6 separate regions of the Homo sapiens genome follow, and all the other regions are linked to region 2. Evidence: chromatin contacts called from ENCODE Hi-C or POLR2A ChIA-PET data. All regions are on one chromosome and are shown on one strand. Each heading gives the region's core, a stretch centred on a gene start or an enhancer-like site at or near the end of the contact. The rest is flanking DNA. Distances are from core to core; before and after follow the strand shown. Region 1 overlaps ARID4B (AT-rich interaction domain 4B). Region 2 overlaps LOC107985364 (a long non-coding RNA gene). Region 3 has its middle 28 kb from the start of SNORA14B. Region 4 overlaps TARBP1 (tRNA guanosine 2 -O-methyltransferase TARBP1). Region 5 has its middle 34 kb from the start of LINC01348. Region 6 holds the start of TARBP1 (tRNA guanosine 2 -O-methyltransferase TARBP1).

Evidence for each region. A loop is a pair of places that touch in the nucleus more often than their neighbours do. ChIA-PET counts read pairs that join two places held with the same protein, here RNA polymerase II (POLR2A). Pooled maps may share reads with other maps.
Region 1: a loop to region 2 is called in a pooled map, with 6 times the contacts of the local background. The contact joins two enhancer-like sites. A Hi-C loop is called at or near these places in 3 of 50 pooled maps. POLR2A ChIA-PET finds 5 or more read pairs at or near these places in 3 of 52 experiments (B cell, MCF 10A and activated naive CD4-positive, alpha-beta T cell).
Region 3: a loop to region 2 is called in a pooled map, with 4 times the contacts of the local background. The contact joins two enhancer-like sites. A Hi-C loop is called at or near these places in 1 of 37 single-sample maps with no recorded cell type and 3 of 50 pooled maps. POLR2A ChIA-PET finds 5 or more read pairs at or near these places in 3 of 52 experiments (OCI-LY7 and activated T-cell).
Region 4: a loop to region 2 is called in a map with no recorded cell type, with 11 times the contacts of the local background. The contact joins two enhancer-like sites. A Hi-C loop is called at or near these places in 1 of 37 single-sample maps with no recorded cell type and 6 of 50 pooled maps.
Region 5: a pooled map shows a loop between it and region 2 (5-fold over the local background). The contact joins two enhancer-like sites. A Hi-C loop is called at or near these places in 4 of 37 single-sample maps with no recorded cell type and 11 of 50 pooled maps. POLR2A ChIA-PET finds 5 or more read pairs at or near these places in 5 of 52 experiments (GM12878, T-cell, activated B cell and 2 more).
Region 6: a pooled map shows a loop between it and region 2 (4-fold over the local background). The contact joins the promoter of TARBP1 here to the enhancer-like site in region 2. A Hi-C loop is called at or near these places in 1 of 168 maps with a recorded cell type or tissue (MCF 10A), 2 of 37 single-sample maps with no recorded cell type and 9 of 50 pooled maps. POLR2A ChIA-PET finds 5 or more read pairs at or near these places in 5 of 52 experiments (CD4-positive, alpha-beta T cell, CD8-positive, alpha-beta memory T cell, HEK293 and 2 more).

The regions. Positions count from the first base shown.
Region 1 is chr1:235,205,623-235,208,663 of GRCh38, reverse strand. The region is part of intron 17 of ARID4B (AT-rich interaction domain 4B); the gene reads left to right. Among named protein-coding and RNA genes, the nearest start is that of MIR4753, 17 kb to the right of the region's middle. Within about 2 kb of position 1,268, at least 2 of the 41 ENCODE cell types and tissues checked have a DNase peak (open chromatin) inside an H3K27ac peak, as active enhancers do.
Region 2 is chr1:234,771,315-234,774,636 of GRCh38, reverse strand. It overlaps LOC107985364 (a long non-coding RNA gene), which reads right to left. Exons shown (of 3, transcript XR_001738532.2): 2 at 509-668. Among named protein-coding and RNA genes, the nearest start is that of LINC02961, 13 kb to the right of the region's middle. RefSeq lists enhancers at 1,696-1,745, 1,766-1,935, 1,956-2,005, 2,026-2,245, 1,981-2,275 and 1 more. Within about 2 kb of position 1,781, at least 31 of the 41 ENCODE cell types and tissues checked have a DNase peak (open chromatin) inside an H3K27ac peak, as active enhancers do; they include CD4-positive, alpha-beta T cell, GM12878, OCI-LY7 and 1 more, where a contact is called at or near this core.
Region 3 is chr1:235,098,531-235,101,662 of GRCh38, reverse strand. No RefSeq gene overlaps it. Among named protein-coding and RNA genes, the nearest start is that of SNORA14B, 28 kb to the left of the region's middle. Within about 2 kb of position 1,342, at least 3 of the 41 ENCODE cell types and tissues checked have a DNase peak (open chromatin) inside an H3K27ac peak, as active enhancers do; they include OCI-LY7, where a contact is called at or near this core.
Region 4 is chr1:234,399,568-234,402,522 of GRCh38, reverse strand. It overlaps TARBP1 (tRNA guanosine 2 -O-methyltransferase TARBP1), which reads left to right. Exons shown (of 30, transcript NM_005646.4): 25 at 1,261-1,342. Among named protein-coding and RNA genes, the nearest start is that of COA6-AS1, 27 kb to the right of the region's middle. Within about 2 kb of position 1,567, at least 5 of the 41 ENCODE cell types and tissues checked have a DNase peak (open chromatin) inside an H3K27ac peak, as active enhancers do.
Region 5 is chr1:235,033,814-235,036,915 of GRCh38, reverse strand. No RefSeq gene overlaps it. Among named protein-coding and RNA genes, the nearest start is that of LINC01348, 34 kb to the left of the region's middle. Within about 2 kb of position 1,600, at least 5 of the 41 ENCODE cell types and tissues checked have a DNase peak (open chromatin) inside an H3K27ac peak, as active enhancers do; they include GM12878, where a contact is called at or near this core.
Region 6 is chr1:234,477,704-234,480,727 of GRCh38, reverse strand. It overlaps TARBP1 (tRNA guanosine 2 -O-methyltransferase TARBP1), which reads left to right and starts at 1,549. Exons shown (of 30, transcript NM_005646.4): 1 at 1,549-2,555. The coding sequence starts at 1,625. RefSeq lists silencers at 1,433-1,622, 1,653-2,452.

The DNA of each region.
Region 1 (3,041 bases), core at 19-2,518, 430 kb before region 2:
AGGCATGGAGGCACATGCCTATAATCCCAGCTACTAGGTAGGGTGAGGCAGGAGAATCGCTCGAACCTGGGAGACGGAGGTTGCGGTGAGCCGAGATTGCGCCATTGCACTCCAGCCTGGGCAACAAGAGCGAAACTCCATCTCAAAAAAATAGAAAAAAAATAATAATAAAATTACTAATATTATAGTGTGTTCTCTTTTAGTCTTTTAAAATGTCTCCCTACATTTAAAAAAAATTTAGTTCTGCTTAAGTAGTTTTTAATAGTAGGCTCTCTATTTAACTTTTCTTAGTGATGTTAATATTTTATAGAGAATCTTAGCATAATTATCTAATTGATCCCTTTCACTCTCAAGTTTCTAAGTCGTGTCGTAAATATGGGATTGATTTTTGAAAGTAAGGGTACACATTGAAATTAACATGCCGTAAACTAGTTGAGTGTGTTGGATTTCTTTGTTTAGTAACAACTGAGTGAAACTATCTAGACTAATTGGCATGGAATTTAAAATACATCAATATTTTGTAATAGTGTATCAATACTGATTGAATTTTCTCGCTCATTTCCAACTTGGCTTTCTGTAATCAAAGAGTTGCAAATTTAGTTAGAGAATAATTTTTTGTATGTTGAAGATCACCAGCTGCATTAATGGGAACCCAAAAGTAAAAGAGACACTGTAAAACTTCAGTTGTAAAACTCTTAAATAAGCCACAACAGTTCTAGTGCATGTTAACAGTTACAGAGAACTGAAAATAAGCTAAATTATGCTAAATATATTATTTGAAATTAAAAATGTGTTACATTTAAAAAATATTTTCGCCAAACAAATTAAATCCTCTTAGGAGGGAATGAGTTAGGGGATGAAAAAACCTGGTAAAAGGCTTTCACAAATGAGTAGGCTCAATCCTATTTTTTGCCATCATTCAGTTGCTTTTTATCACACTTTATTCCTTTATTTTCCAAACATAAGTTGAATACCCACTATGTGCCAAATACTGTGCTTGTCACCAAAGATACCAAGAAGTGGTCCTTATTAAGGAATTCATAATAATAATAAATTCTTTATTAAGGTATTGATCCTACCACCCCTTACCTCTTCACCCCAGTTAATGCACTCAGTCTTCCCTTGATATTGCTTACATTCCCTGGCATTATTATTATAATCACTTCTTTTGACTCAAGCTGTTCTTTTTCTCTCCTTTTGCTTTATAGTACTCATCTGACAAAACCACAAGAACCTTGATTAAATCTAACCCTCCAGCTCCTTGCCTGCACCTGTGCAGCCGATCGTGGTTGGAGTAAAGCAAGCAACCACAATGACTGTTCTTATTTTAAATTCATTACTGTGAACCTCAAGTGGGTCCTTAATTCTCTATGTCCTTCTTCCATTCACTTTCCTACTTTCTTAGAAGACTATTTCATACTGCTGCTTATGTCTTCACATCCCCAACATCTCTTCCCTATCCTCATTTTCAGCTGGTGACCTTGCTTTGTACCTACTGAGAGATAGAAACAAGAAAAACATTTCTACACACTTCATAAGATCTGCCTACCTAACTGCGTTTGCTGCCACATTCTCTGTGTTTTCATCTTTAGCCATAGATATACAGTCATGCTACTGTCTGAAGCCAGTCTTCATAAGCATCCCTTCTTGACTGATCAAAGACATGGCCCATTTTCTTGCTCTGTTCTGAGTCATTCCCACTACTTACAGATCTGTGGTTATTTGTCACATCTCAAGGAAAATCTTTTCTGGAGCCTGACTTCTACTGTGACATTTCTTCGCTCCATTTTCATTCAGCAGAACTGTTTGAAAGTTACCTACACTTGTTACTCAGTTTCTCTCCTTTTTCTGTGTAAATCCACTCTCATCAGCCTTTTGTTCACTGTGTCTCCACAACTGTGCTTACCAGGAACACTAGTGACCCTTTGTAGATAAATTCCTCCTGCTTTTCTTGCCCTCTTACGTACCTTATCAGTGGCTTTACAGTCAGTTGATCACTCCTTCCGTGATATGCTTTGCTTGGGCTCCAGCTGCTCCAGCTACAACCATTTTTCTTGTTTATTTTCCTTTTCTTCCTTTCTCAAAATTAAGAAACCACTCCTCAATTATCTTTTCTGTCTTCCTCATCTTTATGTGTTTTCTCCCTTCTAATTTTTCCCCTATTTCTTTCTGATATCCATTTAACATTTTTTTGGTTTCTGTTCCTATTTTTCCAATCCTAACTTGAGTCACAATTCTGATATTGAATTTTTCTAAATTATTTTTCCGAGCCAAAGGAATTTGATCTGGAATATAACTTTCACCTAGGACTCTGGGTAAATTCTTTCCCTTCAACTCTCCTCCCCCTCCTTTTCTTTTTTTCTTCATCGTTCAAGCTTTCTACATTAGGACTACGTTATGTATTATTACAAAAGTGAACTTAATTTTAAAATATGAAAAAAATTTCTGTTTCATATCTATTCTCCTAATATCCCTTACCACATCTAGAAAAGTATTCATTTGGCATATGATAAGTACTAAATGAATGTTGAACTAAATTGGACCTCCTGACAACAAAATGGAAGTAGAGCAGAAGGTAAAATCCAAATAAAAGCCACTGGTTTTTTAAAGTGATACCTATAATAGGGGATTGGGACAGATATGGCTTGACCCTCTCACTGGAGCTGCTTCTCACCTCATTTATATATAACTCTGTGTTTCACATTCTAAGGAACTGTCAAACTTTTCCACAGAGACGACACCGTTTTACATTCTCACCAGCAATGTGTTAGGGTTCCAGGTTCTCTGCAGCCTTGTCAACACTTGTTATTCTCTGTTTATCTCATTGTGCTTTTTTGATTTGCATTTTCCTAATGCAACATTTTTTCATGTACTTGAAATGTAGAGTTGAACATTTTTTCATGTACTTATTAGCCATTTGTATATCTTCTTTAGAGGAACGTCCCTTCAAGTTTTTGCCATTTTTGAATTGGTCAGTTGTTTTGTTGTTGTTGAATTATAGTTCTTCATATATTCTAGATGTTATTCCCTTATCAGATACA
Region 2 (3,322 bases), core at 532-3,031:
TAAACTGTGGAGACAGACAAGTAACTGTCTCAGTGCTAAGGACACCACTGACCCTCAACAGAATAATGCCCCCTAAAGATGTGTAGACCCTAATCCCCGGAATCTGGGAATGTGTTAGGTTACACGGCAAAGGCAAAGGAAGGTTGCAGGAGGAGCTGAGGCTGCAAATCAGCTGACCTTACAGTGGGAAGAGAAGCCTGAGTTCTCCAGGTGAGACCAATGTCCAGCATCCTGGCTGAGCCTGCTCCCTTTACAAACAAGGTTAGGATTTATAACTGCTTTCATGGTAACATCTGGCTCATTTCTCTCAAGTTCCCCCAACTCTTTTTTTTTTTTTAGTATACAAATCTTTATTCTAAAGTCATTTCATTTCGGCTCAATTCCTTCTCTCTCTCTTTCTACCTGTTTGTTTGGCCTTTGGAGATTGAGAATGAGAAGTAACAGGACTCATTACCCACAGCTAGTCACAAGAGGAGACAGAGGGAGAGTGAATGCAAAAGAAAGGTACCAGAGAGGCCACCTTGCTGGCTGTCAAGGTGGAGTAAAGAGGCCACAAGCCAAGGGGTGTAGGCGGCCTGGTCTCTTCTGCAGCTGCTTTTTAAAACTCTAGGACTTTCTTCCACCAACAAATTCTTTAGGTTTTATCAGAGTTAGGAGGCAGTTAGCATCTGCAACAATAGAAAGAATATGTATTATTTGGAATGCTTGTGTGGCTTATACAGCTCCCAACCAGTTCGGGAGTCTTAACACATTGTGCTAAAAGATGCTGAAGGCTGGGTTTCCACTTCCCAAACAATTTCATTCTCTAAGAAAACTGCCGATAAAGATAAAAAACATTACAGCCAAATGGAGTCTTGCCTGAATCCCAGGCCCTGCCACATCGACCGCTGGTTCTATCAGTGGCCAGTGTTCTGGAAACGCTTCCCCGACATCAAGGAAGCCGGATCCTCCCCACACAGTGATGGGTTCTAGGCCATTTTTGCTGCCTCGGTCTGGGAGCTCACCATCCTCAGAAGCTCCCAGCACCTGGAGATGTCTCGCATCCTGGCTGAGCCTGCTCCCTTTAGCAAACAAGGTCAGGATTTGTAACTGCTTTTGTGGCAACATCTGGCTTATTTCCCTCAAGTCCCCCTGCCACTTTTTTTTTTTTTTTTTGAGACAAGAGTCTTGCTCTGTCGCCCAGGCTGAAGTGCGGTGGCGCGATCTCCGCTCACTGCAAGCTCCGCCTCCCGGGCTCACGCCATTCTCCTGCCTCAGCCTCCCGAGTAGCTGGGACTACAGGCGCCCGCCACCACGCCCGGCTAATTTTTTTGTATTTTTAGTAGAGACGGGGTTTCACCGTGTTTGCCAGGATGGTCTTGATCTCCTGACCTCGTGATCCGCCCGCCTCGGCCTCCCAAAGTGCTGGGATTACAGGCGTGAGCCACAGCGCCCGGCTTCCCCCGCCCCCGCCACTCTTTATATATATATATATATCTTTCATCTATAGTCATTTCATTTCAGTTCAATTCATTCTCTCACTCTCTCTCTTTTTTTTTCTACTTGTTTGTTTGGCCTTTGGAGATGGGGAACAAGGAGTAAGAGGACTCATTACCCACAGCTAGTGACTTGGGTTAGAAGTGAAAGCACTTCTGCTGGGCCCTGACTTATTTATTTATTTTTGGCCACAGAGCCACAAGGCTCGGTCCCCAGTGAGCCGCCCGAGGACATCTTGTGGCACCATCTGTTCGCCCCCACCCACCCTCACCAACTGCCAGGCTCCGATTGTTGTTGGTGGTGGTGGTGTGTTTTTTTTTTTGTTTTTTTTTTTTAAGTTTTTGTTGATTTTATAAATTCTGTAGCTCTGTGTTTTTTAGACTCGGCTTGCTCGTGTCAACGCAAAACCAGGACAAGCAGAATAAACAAAGAGATGCTGGCAGAAGGCTGGGTGTGTCGCCTCAGGTCTACAGATGTGCTGGGGCCACACTGAGGAAGGCCCTCGTGTGCATGCAGGGCGCTGGCCGGAGCGCCTTAGGACGCATCTGAAAACTTCTCATTGCCTCAGGGTTTAAAATAGCCACACTTCCTGCTCCTCGGAGAGGGTATGCACAGAATGTGGGTGACTCACCGTCGGTGGTTTTCGATGTGTCTGTCATAAGGAGGTATCATCAAAAGCCCGGCCTGTTTCAGATGTTATTTTTTTCCACCCTCAGCCATGCGGTGCTGGGAGAGCAGAATGCCTAAACCCAGTGTTTGTTTTGAGCGCAGAAAGTGAAGACCAAATCAATTGTGCCGCAGCAAGTAAAAACTGAATGCGTGAGGGGGAAAAAACCTGCAAACAGTGTGAAGACTGAGTTTCAAGGTTCTTGTTTTCAAAAAGTTTAATTATATTTCAACTAAAGCCAAACTGTCAAAACATGGGAGAGTGATCTGCCTGCTTTGAAAATGCATTAGCCTTCTTATGTAAAAGCCAATAATTGATATCCAAGAGGAAACCAGAGCTGTGGGGGTCGGAGGAAGAAGGAAGACAGCCTCTTAGAACTGCTCAAACGACACTTCCCTATCAACTACGTGCAAAGCTTTAGATCCAGGTTTGTGAAGTGGGAAATTGGAGAGGGGAACAAAGGCAAAGCTAAAACCCTCTGTGAATGGCGAAGGTTTACAATATCAGGCCTGGTTTACGAGACATGTGGGGCCAGGGCACTGTGAATTAGAATTTACATAAGCGAGAACCTGGAAGAGATCCTCAAAATTCTCAACAACAGCTTTGTAAATAACAGCAGGCTGTGCCTTCTTCCCCCTGAGAAATGCTGGGGTGTGTCTGGGCTGCCCCCAGGGCCGGGCTAATGCCTGGGCCCTCTCTTTGCTTCCAGCCCAGCTGGTTTTCAGGTTATCTGGTTGTTGTTTTTTTTTTTTTCCAGACTCCACTCAGCCACTTCCTCCAAAAATGGACCGTCGGTGGTTAAGTCTTTGCCCTCTTCATCTCAGTTCCCATTCCTGCCTCTCCTTCAGTAATCTCCTAGAACTTTCTAGTTTCTAGCACAGAGATTCTTAATCGTGTTCTTTTGATGGCTGAGAAGTATGTGTATTCTTAAACCACTCTCAGATTAAATTAAGCTTGCACTACATAAAAAATATTGATGGAAGCCATATAACACATATTTGGGATAGAGCTAGAGCAGGCATCGAACAGATCATACCAGTTGGAATACGGTATCAAAGAGCTGGGAATTCCCGGCCTACAGCCTGGGTCCGGGAAGGCAGCCGCCATTTTCTTCCTTCTTGGGTCAAGCCACTAGCTTCTGGGAGGACCAGCCTCCTCCAGCGTCTCTGTCATTTCCCC
Region 3 (3,132 bases), core at 93-2,592, 330 kb before region 2:
TCCCTCCCTCCCTCTCCCCTTCCCTACCTCCGCCTCCCCCTCCCCTCCCCTCCCCTCCTCTCCCCTCCCTTCCCCTCCCCTCCTCTCCCCTCCCCTTCCCTTCCTTTTTTTGAGTTGCAGTTTCCCTCTTGTTATGATTTCAGCTCACTGCAACCTCCGCCACCTGGGTTCAAGTGATTCTCCTGCCTCAGCCTCCCAACTAGCTGGGATTTCAGGCATGCGCCACCATGCCCAGCTAATTTTGTGGGTTTTTTTTTTTTAGTAGAGACGGGGTTTCACCCTGTTGGTCAGGCTAGTCTGGAACTCCTGACCTCAAGTGATCCACCCACCTCAGCCTCCTAAAATGCCGGGATTACAGGCATGAGCCACTGCACCAGGCCCTCCTTCTCAATATTTCTTAGTTTTCATTTTTTTCCTTTCATAGACAATCTTCATTCCCTTTTTTTCTCATGTCACTGAGATGAGTCCTTATCCCATGTCTCTGTCTAGAGCCAATATGTGGCCTGTTGACCTCTCTTCACAGTTGGATGGGGAGCCATCAGAACTTCCAGGGTTTGGACTAGCTCTGTGAGAACACGCTATTAGATACTCCTGGAGGGAGGTGGTTAAACTTAAAGGAGGTTCAAAATTCATTGCCAGGACCGGGCGTGGTGGCTCACGCTTGTAATCTCAGCACTTTGGGAAGCTGAGGCAGGCGGATCACCTGAGGTCAGGAATTCGAGACCAGCCTGACCAATGTGGCGAAACCCCGTTTCTAATAAAAATACAAAAATTAGCCGGGTGTGGTGGCACATGCCTGTAATCCCAGCTACTCGGGAGGCTGAGGCAGGAGAATCGCTTGAATCGGGGAGGCGGAGGTTGCAGTAGCCAAGATCGCACCATTGCACTCCAGCCTGGGCAACAAGAGCAAAACTCCCTCTCAAAAAAAAAGAAAAAAAGAAAAAAAGAAAAAAAAAATTCATTGCTAGTGGAGGATCTGCCAGAAACAAGGCTCAAGAGACCTAGGGTTCAGTCCTGTTTCCCTTTCAAAGTCAGCCGCCCTCCCTGGACTCTTTAACTGAGAAAGGAATGAACTGGATCAGCTGTTGACCCCAACATTGCCACATGACTCTGCAAAACACCCATCACACTGTGGGAACGTGAAATTCTCACTAACGCCCATTTCACAGTGTCTTTTGCATCAAAAAGGTTTGCAGAGATTTTTCTTTCCAGATCACATAGTTTCTCACAGATCCTGAGTGTTTCACACTCAATTCTTTTTCCTGCGTTGACAACCAGAGGAAGCACATCTGCGCAAGGCCGCTGCAGGCCTGGGCTTGGGTCTCGGTTGCCAGAGCAACCAGCAGCTGCAGGTGTGCAGGGCCGGCCCGCAAGCCGCTTATTTGCCTGGCGGGGAGACCTGCTGACAGATGCTATGGCCGCTTGGGGAAAAGAACATGTTGAGCCGGTGATCCCTTCTCACCCACTCCGAGACTTTTAAGTTTACAAAGTAGCTACAGGGGATTGTCAATCCCCAAAAGTGGGAGGGAGAGGGGACCTTTTGGCCTTACTCCTGTTTGGGACATTTTCTTTCCTAGATTTTGTCCTATTTACACCTTTTTAATTGCCAGCATTTTTCTGGAAAAGCCAGAGAGGAGAATAATTTGACTGTGGGAAGGAAATTATTTGTAAACCTTCCTGTAGAATCTGTCCAGTCTCTCTTTGGTGTTACTCTTGTAGTCCGGATTTTCGTATTTTAATGTGGAGTTTTATAGTCTATTGAGTATCTCTCCTTTTTGCTACAGGAACGTGTACCAGTGGGCAGCAACCTGGGGGAGGCTGGTTAAAATGCAGATTCTGGGCTGGGCGCTGTGGCTCACGCCTGTAACCCCAGCATTTTGGGAGGCTGAGGTGGGCAGATCACCTGAAGTCAGGAGTTTGAGACCAGCCTGGCCAAGATGGTGAAACTCTGTCTCTACTAAAAATACAAAAATTAGCTGGGCATGATAGTATATGCCTGTGTAATCCCAGCTACTTGGGAGGCGGAGGCAGGAGAATTGCTTGAACCCAGAAGTGGGAGGCTGCAGTGAGCCAAGATCACACCACTGCACTCCAGCCTGGGCGACAGAGCAAGACTCCAAAAAAATGCAGATTCTAGGGCTCGGTCTCAGCATTACTGAGACAGTCTTGTGGGAGTGAGTCCAGAAATCTACATTCTAAATAAACAGGAGGTCATCTGATTTTTTTTTTTTTTTTTTTTTTAAGATGGAGTCTCTCTCTGTTTCCCAGGCTGTAGTACAGTGTTGTGATCTTGGCTCACTGCAACCTCCACCTCCTGGGTTCAAGCCATCCTTCCACTTCAGCCTTCCGAGCAGCTGGGATTATAGGCATGCGCCACCACACCTGCCTAATTTTTGTACTTTTAGTAGAGACGGGGTTTCGACATGTTGGCCAGGCTGGTCTCGGGTTCCTGACTTCAGGTGATCCACCTGCCTCGGCCTCCCACAGTGTTGGGAGCACAGGTGGGAGCCACCGGGCCTGGCCACTCATCTGATTTAGTTGGACCCAAGACCAAAGTTTAAAATCATGTTAAGAACTGGGTATATATTGGCCAGTAACCTCGGCATTTTAGGAGGCCAAGGTGAGAGGATCGCTTGAGGCCAGGGGTTTGAGATCAGCCTGGGCAACATAGAGAGACCTCATCTCTCTAAACAATTAAAATAATTAGCCAGGTTTGGTGGCATGAACCTGTAGTCCCAGCTATTTGGGAGGCTGAGACCAGAGGATCAATCGGGCTCAGGAGTTCCAGGCTGCAGTGAGCTAGGACTGCGCCACTGCACTCCAGCCTGGGTGACAGAGCAAGACTCTGTCTTAAAAGAAAACAAAAACAAAACAAAAACACAAACTGATGGAAAATGAAAGGAGAATGACACTAATATTGTTCACGCCACCAAGCTTTCCTGCCCACTCCTGCAGGTGGGCGCTTCCCTGGGCACATGTTTCTTGCCTGTCCGAAGTCCTTCTCCCTGACTTTGGGAATAGCACCCCAATTTAATTTTGGAGAGTCATCCATTCAGCCCCCACTCCACGTGGAGCCAGTGGTGGGAGGAAAATCACTGTGCCTGCAACCCACCCAAGCCAACTCCTCTGTCT
Region 4 (2,955 bases), core at 318-2,817, 370 kb after region 2:
TAGGTTTACTGGTGTCTATAATTTTCTTTACCTGAATATTCGGAATATTTAAAATATTTCATGTCTTTAACTTTTCAAAAAATGGGTGATGAAGGTGAGACAGAGTCAACTTATTTAGAAAATTCTCTCAAAAAATAGTATATTAGAAAGTTCAACAGCTAGTGGTGGGGGTGCTGTCAAAAGAGGGCTTCTGTTTCATTTTTGGTAACATTAGTTGTTTTTAAGTGATACTCATAGTCAGGAAGTTGAACAGTGCAGAAAGGCATCGAATGAAAACGAGACAGTCTCCTTCCTTCTCCCACCAAAGGTGAAACTCCAGTAAACTTGCTTTTCTTTTAACAGCTACCTAATATTCCATTTGCCTTAGGATATCGCTTGAGTCCATTACTGATGGACACTTTAATAAGGTTTTGTTTTGTTTTTTAAGACTAGATACAAAAGCCCTTTTGAAAAGGCTGAAGGAAAGGCTAGAATAGAGAAGAGGGGAGATGCGGAAGTTGGGGGAGATAGGGCAAAACCCAGGGGAATGGGATCTGTTGCGGGGCAGGGTATTGCCCTTTGAAGAGAGACTCTTGACAGTGAAGGAGAAAAGAGGACAGGTGGGTAAGGAGGTGGCAGGAAGAAGAAAGATCTCTCACTCCTGTCTCCTGTGATGTGTGAGGCATGGCTGTCTGCTGATAGTGAGAGGGTTGGGGAGGGCATAGGAACTCCAGGGAGTGAAGAAGACACACTGGTCAGGGCAGGAGCGTGATCTTGCCAGAAAAATGTCTTGAAATTGCTGCTTAGTTTATGGGTTGATGATCATGAATTTTATCTGAAACCTGCCTGCCATATTGTATAACTTTTATCCCTACCTTTTTTGCCTTTTAAAACATAAACTTGACAACAGATGTTTTAAAAATTTAAACGCTGCTCATAGTAAATTTGTTTGGTTTGTGAAAGTAGGTACAACTTGGCTGCATGGTATGAGTCTTTGGAGTAGAAAAGGTGACTTTTATGTAATGGTTTTCTCTCCTGGAAAAAAGAGTTTTCTGCCAGACATAGGTTTAAGGTTCCATTTCAAAATGTGAAATTTATTAAGTGTCAGTTTTTAAAGTATGTATTGATCTTGGAGAGGTGTGTATAAATCTTAGGATAAAGTTCATAAAATTTTCTGTTCCTTCTCAACTCTGCAGCCACCCTTTAAGATACTGAATTGATTCTCCCCTCACCAGAGTTGTTTCATTTGTCTGTGGCTCATACCATATTTTTAATCCTTAGGAATGCCAAGAAGAATTGGCAACGCATTCAGGAGCATTTCTTTTTTGCAACATTTCACCCACTCAAGGATTATTGTCTAGAGGTGAGTAGAGAATATCATTTGTAAATTCTCTATTGTATCTTTAATCCTGATGCTTCCTTTCTGCTTTTGTTGAAGGGTTGTGATTAGGGTAAAGTTTTTTTCTTGCTTACAAACATCACCTTAACATTTTAAAGTTCTAAGTTTAACTTTGTCACTTTATGCAGATGACTTGCTTTCATTTCACTCTTAAGCAGTGAAAATTGGCTAGTCATTTTCACTTTCTATTTCTCAGGCAGTGTCTGGCTTGTAAACAATGGAAGGGAATATTTAACTCTAAACAGAAATCTGTTCTGACATTAAAAGGAAATGAGTGAGAACATTTGTGCAGGTGAGATTTCATTGTACTGAAGCCCATTGTTAATGAAAGAACAAAAAGATATACTTTTTTGTTAATGGCAATTTTTAGGTTCTGGGTAATGAGAATTGTATAGGAGATGATACATCACCTCACTGACTGTAACAAAATGTGCTTATATAATTTTAAGAACCATAAACATGCTTATTATGATTAACATGTAAATTAATTCAATATGTAAATCATTAGACATTGCATAAATTATGATACCTTCTCCCTTTTTCAACTGTAATTATAATGTGCTGCCCTTGAATTTAAATCACTGACCTAGGGCTTTTCCTCTGAAGAACTTATAAGTTATTGGTAACTTAAGCTGCTGTGCATAAGCAATTTTTTTGGTGGATTACTAAGATTATTGATAAACTGATCTGTAAAAAAGTATAGATCTATATATTGCAAGATATGCATCCTAGAACACTAATGTGTATTTTCTGCTGCTTCACTGCAAATATCATTTAGGATTTTTCAAAGATTTTAATATGCTCTGCTCTGTGTTCTTTAGCGCCCAGAATGCTTTGTCCGGCATCTTTCTGCAGGACTCCTCTAGTCACTCTAGTGTTAAGTCAACCTTTTTCTATTCAGTCTTCCAACAGGAGTAAGTCCTTTGCCTCCCTCCTGCCCTCCCTCATCCTTACCTTTGACCACCTCACTCTCATATGTTTTATGATTTATTCTCCAGTCATGAAATGAATTAAAGGTGTATGTGTAAATAAAATAATGGGGCTTAATTGTTCATAGGAACTGTATCTCTTCATGTATTTGTTTTTTTTTTGTTTTTATTTTATTATTATTATACTTTAAGTTTTAGGTTACATGTGCACAATGTGCAGGTTAGTTACATATGTATAAATGTGCCATGGTCGTGTGCTGCACCCACCAACTCGTCATCTAGCATTAGGTATATCTCCTAAAGCTATCCCTCCCCCCCTCCCCCCACCCCACAACAGTCCCCAGAGTGTAATGTTCCCCTTCCTGTGTCCGTGTGTTCTCATTGTTCAGTTTCCACCTATGAGTGAGAATATGCGGTGTTTGGTTTTTCGTTCTTGCGATAGTTTACTGAGAATGATGATTTCCAATTTCATCCATGTCCCTACAAAGGACATGAACTCATCATTTTTTATGGCCTCATAGTATTCCATGGTGTATATGTGCCACATTTTCTTAATCCAGTCTATCATTGTTGGACATTTGGGTTGGTTCCAAGTCTTTGCTATTGTGAATAGTGCCGCAATAAACATACGTGTGCATGTGTCTTTAT
Region 5 (3,102 bases), core at 351-2,850, 260 kb before region 2:
GAGCTCTGCCCTCTGGACCTCCTCTAGTCCTAATTACTTGCCAAAGGCCCAATCTCCAAATATTATCACATTGGAGATTAGGGCTTCAACATATGAATTTGGGGGGAACACAAACATTTGGTCCATAACACATATGAATAAATGAAATGAATGAAGACAGTAATACAAGAGATAGGAATGAGAGATTGGTATTATTTTGTTATTATATTTTATTTTTTTGAGACTGAGTCTTGTTCTGTTACTCAGGCTGGAGTGCAGTGGTGAGACCTCTGCTCACTGCAACCTCCACCTCCCAGGTTCAAGTGATTCTACTGCCTCAGCCTCCTGAGTAGCTGGGATTACAGGCACCTGCCACCATGCCCAGCTAATTTTTGTATTTTTAGTAGAGACAGGGTTTCACCATGTTGGTCAGGCTGGTCTTGAACTCCTGACCTCAGGAGATCTGCCAGCCTTGGCCTTCCAAAGTGATGGGATTACAGGCTTGGGCCACCGTGCCCGGCCTATTTTATTATTATAAAGCACTAGCATTACCCATGAAGTGGCATGGTGTTATTTGAAAGAAGACTTGGATTAGCTCTAAATGTACACTGCAAATTCTAGGGCAACCTCTAAAAAAAACTTTAAAAAATGATTATAACTGATATGTTAAGAAAGGAGGAAAAAATGCTCAATTAACCCTATCTCTGCAAAAAAAAAAAAAAAAATTAGCCAGGTGTGGTGGTGCATGCCTGGAGTCCCAGCCACTTGGGAGGCTGAGGTAGAAGGATTGCTTGAGCCAGTGAAGTCGAGGCTGCAGTGAGCCGTGATTGTGCCACTGCACTCCAGCCTGGGCAACACAGCAAGGCCCTATCTTGAAAAAAGAGAAAACTACAAAAGGCAGAAAATGAGTAGGAAACAAAAATAGGAATAAAGAACAAGGGCAATGGAAAGAAAATGGCAACAAATATCATAGATATTGACCCAACTATATCCATAATAACTTTAAGCATCAATGGTCTAAATACCTCAAGTAAAAGACAGAGATTGTCAGAGTGGATCAAAAAACAAGACCCAACTATATGTTGTCTACAAGAAATCCATTTTAAATATAATGATACATATAGGTTAAAAATAAAAGGGGCTGGTGGCAGTGGCTCACACCTGTAATCCCAAAACAATACAAAAATTAGCTGGGCGTGGTGGTATGTGCCTGTCATCCCAATTACTTGGGAGGCTGAGGTGGGAGGATCACTTGAGCTTGGGAAGTGGAGCCTACAGTGAGCCCAGATTGAGCCACTGCCCTCCAGCCTGGGTGACAGAGCCAGACTCGTCTCAAAAAAAAAAAAAATCTTAATTATTTAAAATTTCTGGTCTGATATTTCCACCGTCCCTGTCATCTGAATCTGGTTCTGATGCTTGCTTTGCCTTTCCAAATTGTGTGTGTGTGTGTGTGTGTGTGTGTGTGTGTGTGTGTGTGTGTGTTTTCTTTGCCTTTTACTATGACTTGTACTTTTTCTTGATAGCTGGACACGATGTACTGGCTGGAAGGAATTGTAATATAGTAATCTACCGAGTAGCTGGGATTACAGGCGCCTGCCACCACGCCCGGGAGCCCTTGAGGGCAGGCCTTGTTAAGAAGAACAGAATGCTCCAGCATATTTTAAAATGGTTCCTTTTCCTCCCCACTGCCATGAGTAGGTTTTTTTCTGTCTCAGTGTGAGAACCTGGTCAATCTCAAGGAGGTCAAAGTCATAAAAGTGTGGGTCCTCCTCTATGACTGGGTCCCCTTGGAGTTTTGAACTCTTAGGCTAGTCCACACAGAGCTCCCAGAAATCGGTCGATTGTAGCTTAGATTTCTCTGCTGTGGTACTGGTTTCTGTGGAAGTTTCTGCTCATGGGTTTCTGGTTTGGTAGGTTGTGATTCTCTGTATTTGCATATCTGTCTCTTCAACTCTGGGGACAGTGATTTGCCATGTGACCTCACTTCTCTGATGGACTTCAGAAGAGTTGTTGATTTTTCAGTCTGTTCAGCTTTTCACTTGTTGTTAGGATGGGGTGATGACTTCCAAGCTCCTTAAATGCCAGACGGGAAACCAAACAATTGAGAAGTTTTAAATAGATGTCTTTTTAATCAGATTAAGGAATTTTTCGGCTGGGCACAGTGGCTCATGCCTGTAATCCCAGCACTTCGGGAGGCCGAGACAGTCGGATCATTTGAGACCAGGAGTTTGAGACCAGCCTGGCCAACACAGCAAAACCCCATCTCTACTAAAAATACAAAAATTAGCCGGACATGGTGGTACAAGTCTGTAATCCCAGCTACTCGGGAGGCTGAGGTACAAGAATCCCTTGAACCAGGAAGGTGGAGGTTGCAGTGAGTTGAGATTGTGCCACTGTATTTCAGCCTGGGCGACAGAGCCAGACTCCATCTCAAAAAAAAAAAAAAAAAAAAAAAAAAAGAGAGAGAGATTAAGGAAATTTCCTTTTACTTCTGATTTGTTAATAGTTAGGAAACTTTTTAAAAATCATAAATGGGTGTGGAATTTTATAAAATGCTTTTTCTGCATCTATGGAGAGGATAATAAGATTTTTCTCCTTTAACATTTAATATCAGTGGATTTTAAAATATAAAATCAGTCTTGAATTCCTGAGATAAACTCAACTTTGTTGTGTTGTGTTTTGCTTTTATTTATTTTTTATTTTTTTTTGAGACAAAGTCTCACTCTGTCACCCAGGTTGGAGTGCAGTGGCGTGATCTCGGCTCATCGCAACCTCCTCCTCTCAGGTTCAAGTGATTCTCCTGCCTCAGCGTCTCGAGTAGCTAGGACTACAGTTGCCTGCCACCATGCCCAACTGATTTTTGTATTTTTAGTAGAGATGGGGGTTTCACCGTGTTGGCTAGGTTGGTCTCGAACTCTTGACCTCAGGTGATCCGCCCGCTTTGGCCTCCTAAAGTGCTGGGATTACAGGTGTGAGCCACCGTGCCCGGTTGTTTTATTTTTTAAAAAATATGCTATCGCAAGAAAAAAAAATATGTGGTTGGATTTGGTTTGCTAATATTTGCTTGGGAGTTTTTGCATATTTATTCATGAATTAAATGGGCTTAGAATTTTAAATTCTCAA
Region 6 (3,024 bases), core at 300-2,799, 290 kb after region 2:
AGTGGTACCTCATTGTGGGTTTAATTTGCATTTCTCTGATGACTAATGATGTTGAACACTTTTCCAAGTGCTTATCATTTGTGTATCTTCGTTTGTTAAGTGCTCAAGACATTTACCCATTTATATTTGTTAGATATATGTTGACAGAAACAATAGTTTTCTGCACATTTTATGTTGAAGGTAATTGATATTTACTGACATGTTAAAAGGGCTTAAAATAGAAACATTTATGCATTTTGTCAATGAAAAACGGAATGACTGAAATATGAAAAAAGTCTTGCCTGTGTAATGTCAGATAACCTTAAAGTCAGATAACTTTATATAAAAATAACTGTAAATTTAAATAACTAATTTTTGTCTTATCCATTATGTTATTATATGTCAAGCTCTTTGAAGTTGGGACCCTGTTTTCTCTATTGACTAAGAGGCAGATCTTTGTGTTTAGTAGCGAAGAAAACCCTATGTCACTGATCTAGTTTGTCTCAAATTGAGCCAGGAACCAAATCCACACCATGCATGCCGAGGTGAGGTTTTCTGTTTCTCTATTTAGCAATGGATGCTGTCAGAAATACAGAAAAGACAGACACAGGGACTATTTTTGAGTTTGCACATGGGAGCACATGCATTGTGCAGGAGGCTCTGCATCCTGGAGTCATCTTGGGCACTTGGCTGTGAGGGCTGGCGTGGGCATCTTGGTTTTAGCTGAATCCTAGCACATTGCTATAGGTACCTCTAAGGCAGGAGAATAGGGCCTGGAGGCAGGGAATCCAAAAACTCCCTAGAACCAAATCAGATAGAAACACTTCAGCTATGACAGGAAATATCCTCTTCATTTACATAGGGAGTACACCAAGTAAATAACTTTGTAACTTCATTTTATCCTCTTCAGTTACATAGTGTGTACACCAAGTAACCAATTGAAACCTCTATAGGTATTTAAACCCCAGAAAATTCTGTAACCAGCCCCCCTTGAGCGGCTTGCTTGGGTCTGCCCCCACCCTGTGGAGTGTACTTTTGCAATAAATCTCTGCTTTTGTGGCTTCATTCTGTCTTTGCTTTGTTTGTGCGCTTTGTCCAATTCTTGGACCTGGACACCCTCCACCGGTAACACTTCTCACTCCTGGCCTTACGTCTAAATCATTCTTGTGTTTTCATGACTTATTTTTAATGCAGATGTCCAGAACCAATTTCAGACCTACTGTGTCAGTCTCTTTGTGGATGGTGCCCATCATGCAACGTTTGGAAAATAATCTAAAGTGATTCTGCTGTGCACCTTCTGTGAACTGGTTTATGCTCACAGGCACGCCTGATTTAGGGTCCTGGGCAGACCAACCTCCAATCAGGAATCGATGAAGCTGGTGTAGATACTACATTAACTTTTAACGAAGGCCTCGTTTCTCCTAAAAATAAGAGACCAGGTGGGTTCTATCTAGGCAGGGTTGGTGGCAGGAACCCAAGGGAAGCTGAGCTGCACCAAGCCGGGCTGGGATCCCCCTCTCTGCGGCCGCGCGCCCGGCTCCGTCGGCGCACGCGCACGTAGGGGCCGGCCGGTCCTGTGCGCACGCATCGCACACGCCGGCGCCTTCCTTTGGGAGCCCGGGCCGGTGGCGCGGGCGCTCGGCAAATGGAGTGGGTGCTCGCGGAAGCGCTGCTCTCGCAGAGCCGGGACCCCCGGGCCCTGCTTGGGGCGCTGTGCCAAGGGGAGGCATCCGCGGAGCGCGTGGAGACGCTGCGCTTCCTTCTGCAGCGGCTCGAGGACGAGGAGGCGCGCGGCAGCGGGGGCGCAGGCGCGCTCCCGGAGGCGGCGCGCGAGGTGGCTGCAGGGTACCTCGTGCCACTGCTGCGGAGCCTGCGCGGACGCCCCGCGGGCGGCCCGGACCCCAGTCTGCAGCCTCGCCACCGCCGGCGCGTGCTGAGGGCGGCGGGCGCGGCCCTGCGCTCGTGCGTCCGCCTGGCCGGGCGTCCGCAGCTGGCGGCCGCGCTGGCTGAGGAGGCGCTGCGCGATCTGCTCGCCGGGTGGCGCGCGCCTGGCGCCGAGGCTGCCGTGGAAGTGCTAGCAGCCGTCGGGCCATGTTTGCGGCCCCGCGAGGACGGGCCGCTACTGGAGCGCGTGGCGGGGACCGCCGTCGCCCTGGCGCTGGGCGGGGGCGGGGACGGGGATGAGGCCGGGCCTGCCGAGGACGCGGCGGCGCTGGTGGCCGGGCGACTGCTGCCAGTGCTGGTCCAATGTGGCGGGGCGGCGCTGCGGGCCGTGTGGGGCGGGCTGGCCGCGCCTGGGGCGTCCCTGGGGTCCGGCCGCGTAGAGGAGAAGCTGCTGGTCCTGAGCGCCCTGGCCGAGAAGCTGTTGCCCGAGCCCGGCGGCGACCGCGCCCGCGGCGCGCGCGAGGCGGGCCCGGACGCCCGGCGCTGCTGGCGCTTCTGGAGGACGGTGCAGGCGGGGCTGGGCCAGGCGGACGCCCTGACGCGCAAGCGAGCGCGCTACCTGCTGCAGAGGGCGGTGGAGGTGTCGGCGGAGCTGGGGGCCGACTGCACCTGCGGGCCCCAGGAAGGAAACGGTACCTGCCTCTTTGCCCCCCAGCCTAGTGCTACCTACTTGGCTGCCCCAGAGGGGAGTCTTCCTGCTTCTAAAAACTAGCTTATCGGGGTCGTCACTCCGATCCATGCAGAATTTGGTTATTCCGCGTTGCTCCCCTAAAGCCTGAAAACCTTTGGAACCCCTTCTCGAGGGTGTTCTTTGAAGTCACAAATCACTGCGGTTGGGAACGTTCTAACCCAGAGCCGGTGGAATACAGCACCCCTGGAATAGTTTAGGAAGATAATGGAGCCCGTGCAAGATTTTACAGACCCAAATCTGCACTATATCATGGTAGATTCAACCCAATAGAAACGGTTGATATCTATCAAGTTGAAAGAAAAATTATTTGTTATTTATCTGTACTGACCAGTGAATTAGTGAATTGAGTGTTGAGTGTTAGAATTAAGCGTCATAGAGGCCATCACACTCTTCTGAAATTTCCCCTGGTA